Linked DNA regions of Homo sapiens: region 1 is linked to region 2. Evidence: chromatin contacts called from ENCODE Hi-C or POLR2A ChIA-PET data. All regions are on one chromosome and are shown on one strand. Each heading gives the region's core, a stretch centred on a gene start or an enhancer-like site at or near the end of the contact. The rest is flanking DNA. Distances are from core to core; before and after follow the strand shown. Region 1 has its middle 34 kb from the start of MYL12-AS1. Region 2 overlaps MYOM1 (myomesin 1).

Region 1 (6,066 bases), core at 1,478-3,977, 120 kb before region 2:
TGTTAACCCGAAAATCATTCAGCAGCAGATTGTTTAATTTCCATGTATTTGTATAGTTTTGAAGGCTCTTTTTGGAGTTGATTTCTAGTTTTATTCCACTGTAGTCTGAGAAGATACTTGACATTATTTTGATTTTTTAAAGTTTTTTGAGACTTGTTTTGTGGCCTGTCATATGGTTTATCTTGGAGAATGTTCCATGTGCTGATAAGAAGAATGTATATTGTGCAGTTCTTGGGTAGAATGTTCCGTAAATACCTGTTAGGTCCCTTTGTTCTGGAGTGTAGTTTAAGACTAGCATTTCTTTGTTGACCTTCTGCCACAATGATCTGTCTAGGACTGTTAGTGAAGTGTTGAAGTCCCCTACCATTATTATGTTACTGTCTATCTCTCATCTTAGATCTAGAAGTAATAGTTTTATGAATCTGGGAGCTCCAGAGTTAGGTGCATATGTATTTAGGATTATAGTATCTTCTTGTTGGATTCATCCTTTTATCATTATGTAATGACTTTTTTGTCTTTTTTCTATTGTTCTTGCTTTAAAGTCTGTTTTATCTAACATAAAAATAGATACTTCTGCTCACTTTTGGTTTTCTTTTGCACAGAATATTTTTTGCCACTCCTTTACCTTGAATCTATAAGAATCCTTATGTGTTAGGTGAGTCTCTCGAAGACTGAAGATATGTGGTTTGTGATTTTTTATCCATTCTGCCCATTTATACCTTAAAGTAGAGCATTTAGACCATTTACATTCAACATTAATATTGAGATGTGAGCTACTGTTCCAGCCATCATGTTGATTGTTACCTAGATATTTTGTTTTCTTCATTGTGTTATTGTTTTATAGACCCTATGAGGTTTATGTGTCAAGAGGTTCTGTTCTGGTTTATATCAACCTTTTGTTTCAAGCTTTAGAAATCCTTTGAGCATTTCTTGTAGGGCTGGTCTGATAGTGACAAATTCCCTCACCATTTGCTTATCTGAACAAGACTTTATTTTGTCTGTATTTATAAGACTTAATTTTACTGAATACAAAATTCTTGGCTGAGGGTTATTCCATTTAAGAAGGCTAAAGACACTTTGGGAGGCTGAGGCAGGTGAATCACAAGGTCAGGAGTTCGAGACCAGCCTGACCAACATGGTGAAACCTCGTCTCTACTAAAAATACAAAAATTAGCTGGGCTTGGTGGCATGTACCTGTATTCCCAGCTATTCAGGAGGCTGAGGCAGGAGAATTGCTTGAACCTGGGAGGTGGAGGTTGCAGTGAGCTGAGATTGCACCACTGCACTCCAGCCTGGGCAACAGGGCAAGACTCCATCTCAAAAAAAAAAGAAGGCTAAAGATAGGATTCGAATTCCTTCTGGTTTGTAAATTTTATACTGAAAAGTCTACTATTTGTCTGATAGGTTTCCCTTTATAGCTTACCTGATGCTTTTGACTCACTGCTCTTAGAATTCTTTCCTTCACACTGACTATAGATAGTCTGATGACTATGTTCCTTGGTGATATCCTTTTTGCAATGAATCTCCCAGGACTTCTTTGAGCTTCTTGTATTTGGATGTCTAAATCTCCAGCAAGGACAGGGAAGTTTTTCTCAATTATTCCCTCAAAGAAGTTTTTCACTTTTTTTTTTTTTTTTTTTTTTTGCTTTTTCTTCTCCTTCAGGGACACCAATAGTTCTTATACTTGTCCATTTTACATAATACCATATTTCTTGGACGCTTTATTCATTTCTATTAATTCTTTTTTCTTTATTTTTGTCTGATTGGGTTAATTTGAAAGCCTTGTCTTAGAGCTCTGAAATTCTTTCTTCTATTTGGTCTAGAATATTGTTAAAACTTTCCAGCTCATTTTGTAATTCCCTAAATCCCTAAATGTGTCCTTCATTTCAAAAAGTTCTGGTTGATTTTTTAAAAAAATCTATCTCTTTAGAAAATATTTCATCTATATCCTGAATTGATTTTTAAATTTCTATATGTTGTTTTTCACCTTTCTCTTATATCTCCTTGAGTAGCTTAATGATCAACCTTTTGAATTCTTTGTCTGGTAAAGATTTCTCAAATGCCAGTAGTAGTAGTAATGAATTGGTCATGTGGACAGACTCAGGACCCCCTGGTTAGCCAGAACGATGCAGGCAATGGTGACAGCTGAGGTCATGCACAAGTTTTCTCCTTCCTTGGTGCAGTGTTACACTACTTGGAGATGCTGTAATGGACTGTCAATTGGCCTCCAGCCAGAAGGTGGCGCTTGCCAAAGAGCACCAGCTGCCGTAGTAGCAGTGGGATTTGTGCTTGCCTCATGTTACCCAGGGGAGGTACTCTGGTGACTCAGGTAATGGGTGGGGCCATAGAGCGCCAAAAAATTTCTGTCCTTTGTGTTAAGCTACCAGAGCAAGTGAAGGAGCAAAGCCAGGTGGCGGCTGGATCAGGCAGGTTCACGCTGTGGCTCCCCACATGCGGGGTAAGCAGTGGCCCCTGTGGGGGTCAGAGAGCATTTTTCTGGCCGCAGGGGTAATGTTGCAGGGAGGGGTGCAGCTGCCTCTGCTGCACAGAAGTCTCTCTACAGGGGTTGGGGAGTAGCAGGCGGCAGTAAGCCCCACCAGCGCCCATGCACTTGGCAAGGCCGGTCCCTCACCCGCAGGGTTCCGCTTGCAGCAGCTCGTTAGAATCCAGGCAGTCCGCATTCAGAACTCAAGACTGCCCCATGCCATAAGCCTTCCTGAAGGAGAGAACAACCAATGCTTTCAAGCCACGCCCCTCCCAGTCTGCCCGTGAAGCAGGGGCGCCCAGCTCCTGCACCCGTGGCTGCAGCACATTTCCCAGTCACTCCTTGGTTCTGCCCAAGGGGGTTTGTCCCCATTCGGCATTATATTGTGAACCCAGTTGGGAACTTCTGCCAACCTGTGACTGCTGTCTGAGTTAGCTGGCAGATTTCTGCACAGTCCTCTGTGAGGTAGGGTCGGGAATGTCTTCCCTCCATCCTCACTGGAGCCTGGGAGTGCATGCAAAGCCCGTCCCAATGATGCTTTTTCTCATACATTCCCCACTGCTCACTAAAATCAGCTCCATTGCTGGATAGGGTTAAGTTCTTCCCTCATGGGCCTCTATTGCCAGATTCCCAAGTGGGAGTGTATGTTCCAGAGGCAATTTATTCCTCTTTCACTCTGGGGAACTTAGTTTTCCACTGGCTTATGGTGTAGGCTGCAGCCCAGTGCTTCTTTCAAAGGGTCAGTGGCTTCTTTCAGTTCTCCTGTTAAGTTCCTGTGTTGCTTCTAGGAGAAAAGTTCACAGTGTGTGAGTCTCTACACACTATCTTGTCTTTCCAAGTGGAAGAGGCATGCTAACACTGCCTCCAATCTGCCATCTTGGGAGCAACAGAGTGAGAACTTGTCTCTTAAAAAAAAGGTGGGGAGGCCGGGCGCGGTGGCTCACGCCTGTAATCCCAGCATTTGGGAGGCCAAGGCAGGCAGATTATGAGGTCAGGAGTTCGAGGCCAGCCTGGCCAACATGGTGAAACCCCATCTCTACTAAAGATATAAAAAATTAGCCGGGCGTGGTGACGCCCGCCTGTGATCCCAGCTACTCAGGAGGCTGAGGCAGGAGAATCGCTTGAACCTGGGAGGTGGAGGTTGCAGTGAGCAGAGATAGCGCCATTGCACTCCAGCCTGGGTGACAGGGTGAGACTCTGTCTCAAAAAAAAAAAAAAAAAAAAAAGTGGGAGGGGAAGCGGTCTTTTGTTTTAGAGATATCTGCTTTAATATGTATGAACAAATATCAGTGATTTGCTGACAAAATGATTTGTCAGTGATTTACTTCAAAGTAATCTAGTGATGCAGGTAAGAGGGCTGAGGGATAATGATGAAAGGAAAATGGGAGGGGTTATAGATGAAACAAGTTTGGCCATGAGCTGATTATTATTGAAGCTAGGTGATGCCTACAAGGGGATCCATACATTATTTTCTCTTTGCAATACAATCCTGACCTGGAGTAAGGTCAAATTTCACAGGTTAAGGGAACAGCCACTCACAGGATGCCTCTTACCCCAGATACCAGCTGTTATATGTTCCAGGGTTCCTGAGCCACCGGTGCTTCTGACCAACTGACCACAAATGCAGGGATTCCCACTAACTCCTCAGGTTTAATAATGGACCAGAACAACTCACAGAATGCAGGCACGCACTATACTTAGGCTTAGTGTTTCATTATAAAAGACACAAACCAGGGACATCCAAATGAAAAGGTGCAGGGAGCAAAGTCTGGGAGGGTCCCAAATTCAAAGCTTCTTTATGCTCAGGACCTGTCATCCTCCTGGCACACTGATGTATGATTATCAACCTGGAAGTTTCCCCTAGCTTTCATGTCCAGAGTTTTTATTTGGGTTTTATTTTGTAGGCATGATTGGTTGAATCATTGGCAGTGTGATCGAATTCAGTCTCCAGCCCCCTGCTCCTTCCTGGGGGTCAGAGGTCAGAAGTCAGGCTGATATCCACATTGCTCAAAGCCCCAACCCTCCAGTCACATGGATGGCTTTTGTGGCATGTCCAGCCCCTATCCTGAGTGATATCATTAACATAAAGTCAGGCATGATCTGAGGATATTATTTCATAGAAATACAGCCTTCCACAAACGTTGGAACTGGTTAAAGAGTCTCTGTAAGACTGTAGTCCTTTCATCTGGTACTGGAGCTTGAAGTCCAGAGGGCAGAGAGTTGGAAAGCGACAATGGATATAAAGTGAGGAAGATCAAGAAAAGACTGGAACCCACAGCATGAACTAGAACCCAGCAGGACAAATTGAAACTCATGTCAGTTCATATTCCTTCTGGTGTTGATAGTGGGGACCCAACCTCATGGAACTAAACACACACACACCAGGCCCAGGAGTCAGGGAAGCTGAGGGAAAACCCAGTGGAAGGTAGAGCAGGCCCAGCTGCCGCTTCATGCTGATGAGGTGAGTCAGCAGATCAGCAACAATGTGTGTGAGCTACAAAATGACTGCAGCTTCCCATCTGCTTTCTGAATCTCACAAGAATCTCCCTCATGGCCCACCATAACCAGAAACATACAAGAAACAAAATTGTGGAAAACGTAGTTCAGCTTAGCCAAGTCAATACATTACAAGGCCACCACACCACACTTAATAAAAAGTAAACATTTGTAAATCAATCAACCAGTGCCTGGAAGTACTTATTTAAGAGCCAAATTATTTCACAAAGTAAACTGAAACACACCTGGTGAATCCCACCCACCACTGGATACATATTTGCATTGCCACCCATTATTCCTTCCCTCTTCTCCTGTAAGAGAATACGATCTCCTACCAATTCTCCCTCCACCTTTTATTCTCTCTCAGTAATCATGCTTCATCAATTAACTTCTGTCTCTGGCTGTTCTTTATCTTCAGCTTCTTTTTTTTTAAGCTTCCCATGATTCTGTAAATCCCTATAGCAAATAACTTTTTTTTCTCTTTTCCATTACAGCCAAGTGTTGAGTACAAAAAGTCTATTTATGCTATCGTTACTTCTATAATGTGATTTTTCTGTAGTATTTGAGAATATTCAATTCTTCTGAAATTAACAAGAGAAACAAACAAGTAGAACAATAGGTGACACTCATAAAACATGTTGAGGAATGATAGCAAATGTACTAAGTTAGAAATCTTTTAGGTTAAACATAAATAGCATATACAGAACATATGTTTGGTAAGCATAGATTAAAAGAATGGAAATACCAAGTGTGCTACTTGTAGATAGGAAAGGATAGAAGGACCAAGTAAACCTAAAATATTAGTAAAATCACAGATCATGTATCCTCCTGAATGACAGCTATGTCATATTTAAATCAGCTGCTGAATCGTGACAGCTATTCTTGCCCCAGGTGACCTCTGTCCAAGATATGCAGATAAATCCACAGCTCCTCAGCACTTCATTGGTGAATTTCAGTTGTGCACAGGCTCCTTGTCCTCCATCTCTTTGAAAGAGGAAGCATGTGTTGGCTTCAGGCACCTTCAATTTGCTGAGTCTCCTTGCTCACCCTTGACTCTGGTCACTGCATCAGACCATGCCATCAGT
Region 2 (6,164 bases), core at 147-2,646:
CTTACTTTCTTCGTGTGCATTTATTTAAAATCATCCAACTTTGGGAGGCTGAGGCAGGGGGATCGCTTGAGCCCAGGAATTTGAGACCAACTTGAGCAACATAGTGAGACCTCATCGCTATTTATTTAAAATAAAATCATCCATATCATGACATATATGCTTGTCAGAACTCTGTTCTCTCAGACAAAAAATTATGAAGCTACAATTAATCTATTGCATTACGTGCTAATTCTGTTCAACCAAATTTAACCAATTCTGAGCGCCTGCTGTTTGCCCATGACTCATTCTTCCTCAGGAGTAGGAATAGAAGTAAATGTGGATCAGGCCAGGCACAGTGGCTCATGGCTGTAATCCTAGCATTTTGGGAGGCCGAGGTGGGAGGATTGCTTGAGCCCAGGAGTTTAAGACCAGCATAGGCAACATAGCAAGAGCCTGTCTCTACAAAAAATAGAAAAAATTAGCTGAGTGTGGTGGTGCACACTTGTAGTCCCAGCTACTTGGTAGTCTGAGGTGGGAAGATTGCTCGAGCCTGGGAGGTGGAGGTTGCAGGGAGCTATAATCACACCATTGCACTCCAGCATGGGAGACAGAGCGAGACACTGTCTCAAAAAAAAAAAGTAAATGTGGATCAGACACAATCCCAACCTCAAAGGTTTGGCAACATAATAGAAGAGACACATATCCAACCATAATTTTGATAAATGTTATATTTAGTAACTTGAAGCAAGGAACCCTGATGCAGAGAGGCAGGAACGATTCATACTGTGTCATATTTTAGGGAAGAGTTTATTGAAGAAGTTGCATTTGATCTGAATCTTGAAGGATGAGTTCGGGTTCTGTTATATGGAGGAGAGTGTTTGTTTGTTTTAAGTGTAGAAAATGAATAACGTGCTTTAGGGACGGAGGGGTGTATGTGTATGTGAGAGAGAGAGCTGGGGAAAGGAAGGAGCTGACTGAAGCCAGTATTCTTCCTTCCTCTCCCTTTCCATCATGTTCCCTACTCCCAAACCTCCTTATGATCGTGTCCACAAGTCTGAAGAAATGAAATGCAGACAGAACAATTGGAAAATGGAAGCATCATGTGGGTCAGCAGCCAGGCTGCCGGTTCAAATCCCTCCTCTGCTGTTCCTGGCTGTGTGACTGGGCAAGTTCCTGAAACCCCCATGCCTTGGTTTCTTCATCTGGAAAATGAGGTTAAAAACAGCACTATCTCATACGGTGGTTGTGAGAACTGAACTTACCAATGTATGCATAAAGCGCTTAGAGCATTGCCTGGCTCATAGTCAATTCTCTGTGTCAGCTATGTTAATCAGGGTTATTGACGTCATCTGTGCGTGCGAAGTGGGCTGTCTGAAAGGGAAACAAGTGAAACCCAGTTCCTCTTTTGGGCAGAAAATGGTTTAAGTAGAAAAGCCTGGTCCAGCACCATAGCCACTGGCTACTGAGAACATGAGGAAGTGGTGAAGAATCCAGGCGCCACGTACAGACCCAGAAGACAGGGTCCCAGGGAGAGGCCCGCCTGCGTAGTCCACTCTCCGAGGGCTGTGAGGCTTAACCAGATATGGAACAGTCAGAAAAAGGGAGGCTTTCAGCTCTTACTTGTCAGAAGTTTCCTTTCATGATTTATATTATAAATTCTTCCAAGGCAAGAGCCATGTTTGTTTATGACATTGAATAAAACACTTAAATATAATGATCGTTCAATACAATGATATTGCAGGCCGAGCATAGTGGCTCACACCTGTAATCCCAGCACTTTGGGAGGTCAAGGCAGGTGGATGACCTGAGGTCAGGGGTTCGAGATCAGCCTGACCAACATGGTGAAACCCCATCTGTACTAAAAATACAAAAAACTAGCCAGGCGTAGTGGCCGGTGCCTGTAATCCCAGCTACTGGGGAGGCTGAGGCAGGAGAATCACTTGAACCCGGGAGGTGGAGTTTGCAGTGAGCCAAGATGATGCCATTGCACTCCAGCCTGGGCAACAAGAGTGAAACTCTGTCTCAAATAATAATAATAATAATAATAATAATAATAATAATAATAATGATATTGCTTCTAACAACATGCAAGAATGTTAGCAGGAAGAATGTTTTGCTCTCATCCTACACAGATAGCCAGCAATAAAACCCCCAACAGAAAGCCTTCCTCTCTGTTACATCAATAGTGGTCAACTTTTTAAAAAGCTTATTTATGTATTTATTTGTTTTATTTATTTTTAAAAAGCTTATTTGTTTGTTTGTTTTATTTATTTTAAGACACGGTCTCACTCTGTTGCCCAGGCTGGAGTGCAGTGGTGCGATCATAGCTCACTGCAGCCTCAGCCTCTCAGGCTCAAGCTATTCTCCCACTGCAGCCTCCAAAGTAGTTGGGACTACAGGTTTACACTCAGCTAATTTTTTGTAGTTTTTGTAGATTCAGGGTCTTGCTTATTGCCCAGGCTGGTCACAAACTCCTGGCCTCAAGTGATTCTTCCACTTCAGCCTCCCAAAGTGCTGGGATTACAGGAATTACATGCATAAGCCACCATGCCTGGCCTAAAACCTTTTAAATTATAATATAACATGCACACAAAAAGTGTGCATATTATATACTGCAAATTTTTTTTTTTCGAGATGGAGTCTCACTCCGTCGCCCAGGCTGGAGTGCAGTGGCACAATCTCAGCTCACTGCAACCTCCGCCTCCTGGGTTCAAACAATTCTTGTGCCTGAGCCTCCTGAGTAGCTGGGATTACAGGTGTGTGCTACCATGCCTGGCTAATTTTTAGTATTACTAGTAGAGATGGTATTTCACCACGTTGGCCAGGCTGGTCTCAAACTCCTGACCTCAAGTGATTTGCCCGCCTCGGCTTCCCAAAGACTGCACACTTTTACAAATGAATTGCTTTAGTGAATTTTTGTAGATTGCACACACCCATGTAACTGACACCCAAATCAATAAACATTATTGACACCCAAGAAGCCTCCTTCTTGCGTCCCAACACACTACTGATTTCTAGTAGCATTAATTAGTTTTTTGTTTTTGTATTCTATATAAAAGCAATCATTCTGCTGTGCACTGTTTTGTAACTGGCTTTTTTCGGTAACTATGTTACATGATATTCAGCCATATTGCTGTGAATCGTCAACATTTTTCATGTAAGTTTATAGAGGAGGGGAAAGCACTTCATCAAGAAGTGTGATGTATTGCTGGTGCACTTCACGTAAGCCAATATGATTTACATTTATTTAATCGATGCTGCTGCTACCCTCAGTGCCCTGTTTACAGATGTTCCTGCAAGAACAAGAATTGTGTGTGTGTTTAATCATGAAGTTGTTTACACTTCAACTTACTTCATTTTGTTTCCATTCTGTTATAGGTATAAAAACCAGGTGCCAATAAATGTCCATGCAAACCCTGGAAAGTATATTATTGAGAGTCGATATGGGATGCACACTCTGGAGATTAATGGGTAAGAGAACATTAGTGTCCATGTGTTGCTCACCATTGCTCAGGGAGGCTTCTCACCCCTGCAGTTAACAGCCACTCTCCCCACTTCATCCCAATGCTGTGTGATCACACTGAGGGACATTCGTATACGGTGCTTCTCTGGGTGCACACCTGAAAGTGATATGTATGACTGATCCTTACCATACCCACACTACCTCCCAAAGTGATTTTATATTTGGATTCGGTCAAAGATGATGAGAAAAAAACCAATTTGCATGTTTTTATTTATCTTTTTATATACTTGGGAATTTTTCTTAGATGTAAGTAAGAAAAATATGTTGCATAAAGAGGCATTTATATTCAGTAATCATTTCAGAGTCCCAAATCAATATCATCATCACAGTCTCTTGTTTTTAATAACTAAAGGCCATGGAGATCCGGGTAGGTGGCATTGAATGTGGGCTAAACTTGGAGATAATGTTCTTTCCTTCAGCTTGCCAGGAACCATGGGAAAGTATGCACTCTGTCAATCTGTGTATGTGAAGCAGGCTAGACATTGAGATGTTTGAGCTTAAAGTAAAATCCAAAGCAAAATTTGAAAACGAAACCTACATCAAAATTCCTAAGTTCCCAAATGTTTATTTTGCCTCCCAAGATGATTTTGAAATTCAAACCTAATTAGGTCAATGAAAAGCTAAACAAGTTCCCAGAATTTTCAGTTTAGATAAAACCATGATGTGCCTAAGTGTCAAGGTGAAATTTATACCATTCATTCTCAGGAGACTTATAGCCTTCTCCTCAGATCAGAGGAGTTGGCCAAATGATGCTAGGACCCTGTGCCATTTGCCAGGCACTGACCCTGACCCAAAGTCAGGTCAGTTCTGCCAGTGGGTGGTTCTGCTAAAGCAACAGTGAGCTATGTGGTTACTTTCAAAATTAAGTAGTTATGAGAAGGGCAACTGTGTTTGCCTTGCTGGGGTTCTATTGATGTCTGTAAAATTTCAGCAAGAAAAAAAATTTACACAAATGAAACTAAACCCCGAGAAACAATGAAGAACACGAGAAACTGGTAATGATAAGACATAAAACAACCTGCTTTGAAACCTTAGCCTCTTCATCTCTCCATGAAACCATTCTCTCCCTAATGGTCCATTTTTATAAGAATTCCAGTTTCTGTATTATAACTTAGAAGAACATCCAAATGGCGCTTCTTGTGTGCTGTGAGCTGAAATTCCAAGTATGGCCTGAACCTTAGTGGAAATGAAGTGTAAATAACTTAGATGAGCTTTGAAGCTAGAACACATAGACCAACGTGGCTCAGGGAGGTTGTGGGAATCTACACGGAGGGACTGCTTCTTTCTCTTCCCTATTTCCTGGTTGCCCCCAGACTGAAACCCACCACAAGGGCAGGACAGCAGGAAAGCCACGCCCTCCAGTGTGCCTCTGGGTAGTTACTTGCTACAAAGGTACACGCCTGCACATTTTCTCCTCCCAATGCAACTTTAGACAAGTAAGCGGATCACAATGCTGTTCACTCTATAATTTATGTGCCTAGCACTTGGTTGACTTTTTTTTTTGACATTTTAAATGAACCCAGGCTAGGGTCACAGTGAACTATAGGTGTTCTCTCCCCAGTCTATGCTGCTGGCATGAAACTGCAGTAGATCACTTGGACTAGGTAATATCCCACAGGTAGCTAGATCAGAGACAAATAGCTGTACCAGGAGAACCAAAGAGCCATGTGTTAGCCACTGATTTGCAGGGGGCTGTGATAGCAAAGAGTTCCTTGATAGAACAGCTAGTAATTACAAGGATTGTCACTACGATGGATATTCATTTCCGTCTGTTCTTTCAGATGTGATTTTGAAGATACAGCTCAGTACCGGGCCTCGGCGATGAATGTTAAAGGAGAGCTTTCGGCATATGCTTCAGTTGTGGTAAAAAGTAGGTTTGCTAGATTTGTTTTCTTCAAAGTGTGTGTGTGTTTTTAAAAATTTCTTCCCATGGTTTTAAAATAAATCGATCACAAAGCAGTTCACATGCGTTTCTGTTTTCTTCTCTAGGGTATAAGGGAGAGTTTGATGAGACTCGCTTCCACGCTGGGGCTTCCACCATGCCCCTCAGCTGTAAGTTTAAAAACACATTTACTAAGTGTCACCTCTATGTAAAATATGGCATAATAAGTTAGCCCATAATGCTGAAATAAATGCATACTATATATAACATAGTATATGCTAGGTTGGATGTAGTAGGTACCTGTGGTTATTTTATTTACTTATTTTTTTAGATTTTTTGGTTACTGTTCTCTTTCTGAATCGAATTGCTTTGTGCTGGTTTTATGAAAGCCCAGATATGATGGGCTAAAAATAGCAAATGTTTTTACATCTTTCTGGGTTAAACTGCGAAAGATCATTATGCAAACCTGGGCAGAACGACTTAACCAAACACACACACACACACACACACACACACACACACACACACACACACGAGTCTGGACTATATCAAAGCGCTCTTTCTCACCCTTAAATATCCAGATGGGCATCACTTCCTTGAGAAAGCAGGTCTGACCCCCACTGCCGCCCCTACACCCTACCCAGTCAGGGTTAGGTGTCCTGGGTGAGGCCATGGCACCTCATCGGAGCGTCAGTGAGGCTGTACACTGTTACCTGTTGTGTGTCAGTCTCTCTCACTGGTCCATGAGCCACTTGAAGGCAAGGTTGGGCCTGCCACAGA

The links. Hi-C counts contacts between places; a loop is a spot of excess contacts on that map. ChIA-PET counts read pairs that join two places held with the same protein, here RNA polymerase II (POLR2A). Pooled maps may share reads with other maps.
Region 1: a loop to region 2 is called in a pooled map, with 6 times the contacts of the local background. The contact joins two enhancer-like sites. A Hi-C loop is called at or near these places in 4 of 50 pooled maps. POLR2A ChIA-PET finds 5 or more read pairs at or near these places in 2 of 52 experiments (K562 and OCI-LY7).

What each region holds. Positions count from the first base shown.
Region 1 is chr18:3,293,757-3,299,822 of GRCh38, reverse strand. No RefSeq gene overlaps it. Among named protein-coding and RNA genes, the nearest start is that of MYL12-AS1, 34 kb to the right of the region's middle. RefSeq lists enhancers at 2,538-2,617, 4,778-5,072. Within about 2 kb of position 2,727, at least 21 of the 41 ENCODE cell types and tissues checked have a DNase peak (open chromatin) inside an H3K27ac peak, as active enhancers do; they include OCI-LY7, where a contact is called at or near this core.
Region 2 is chr18:3,173,328-3,179,491 of GRCh38, reverse strand. MYOM1 (myomesin 1) reads left to right here. Exons shown (of 38, transcript NM_003803.4): 6 at 3,358-3,450; 7 at 5,284-5,372; 8 at 5,492-5,554. Among named protein-coding and RNA genes, the nearest start is that of MYOM1, 44 kb to the left of the region's middle. RefSeq lists enhancers at 1,163-1,552, 1,573-1,692. Within about 2 kb of position 1,396, at least 14 of the 41 ENCODE cell types and tissues checked have a DNase peak (open chromatin) inside an H3K27ac peak, as active enhancers do; they include OCI-LY7, where a contact is called at or near this core.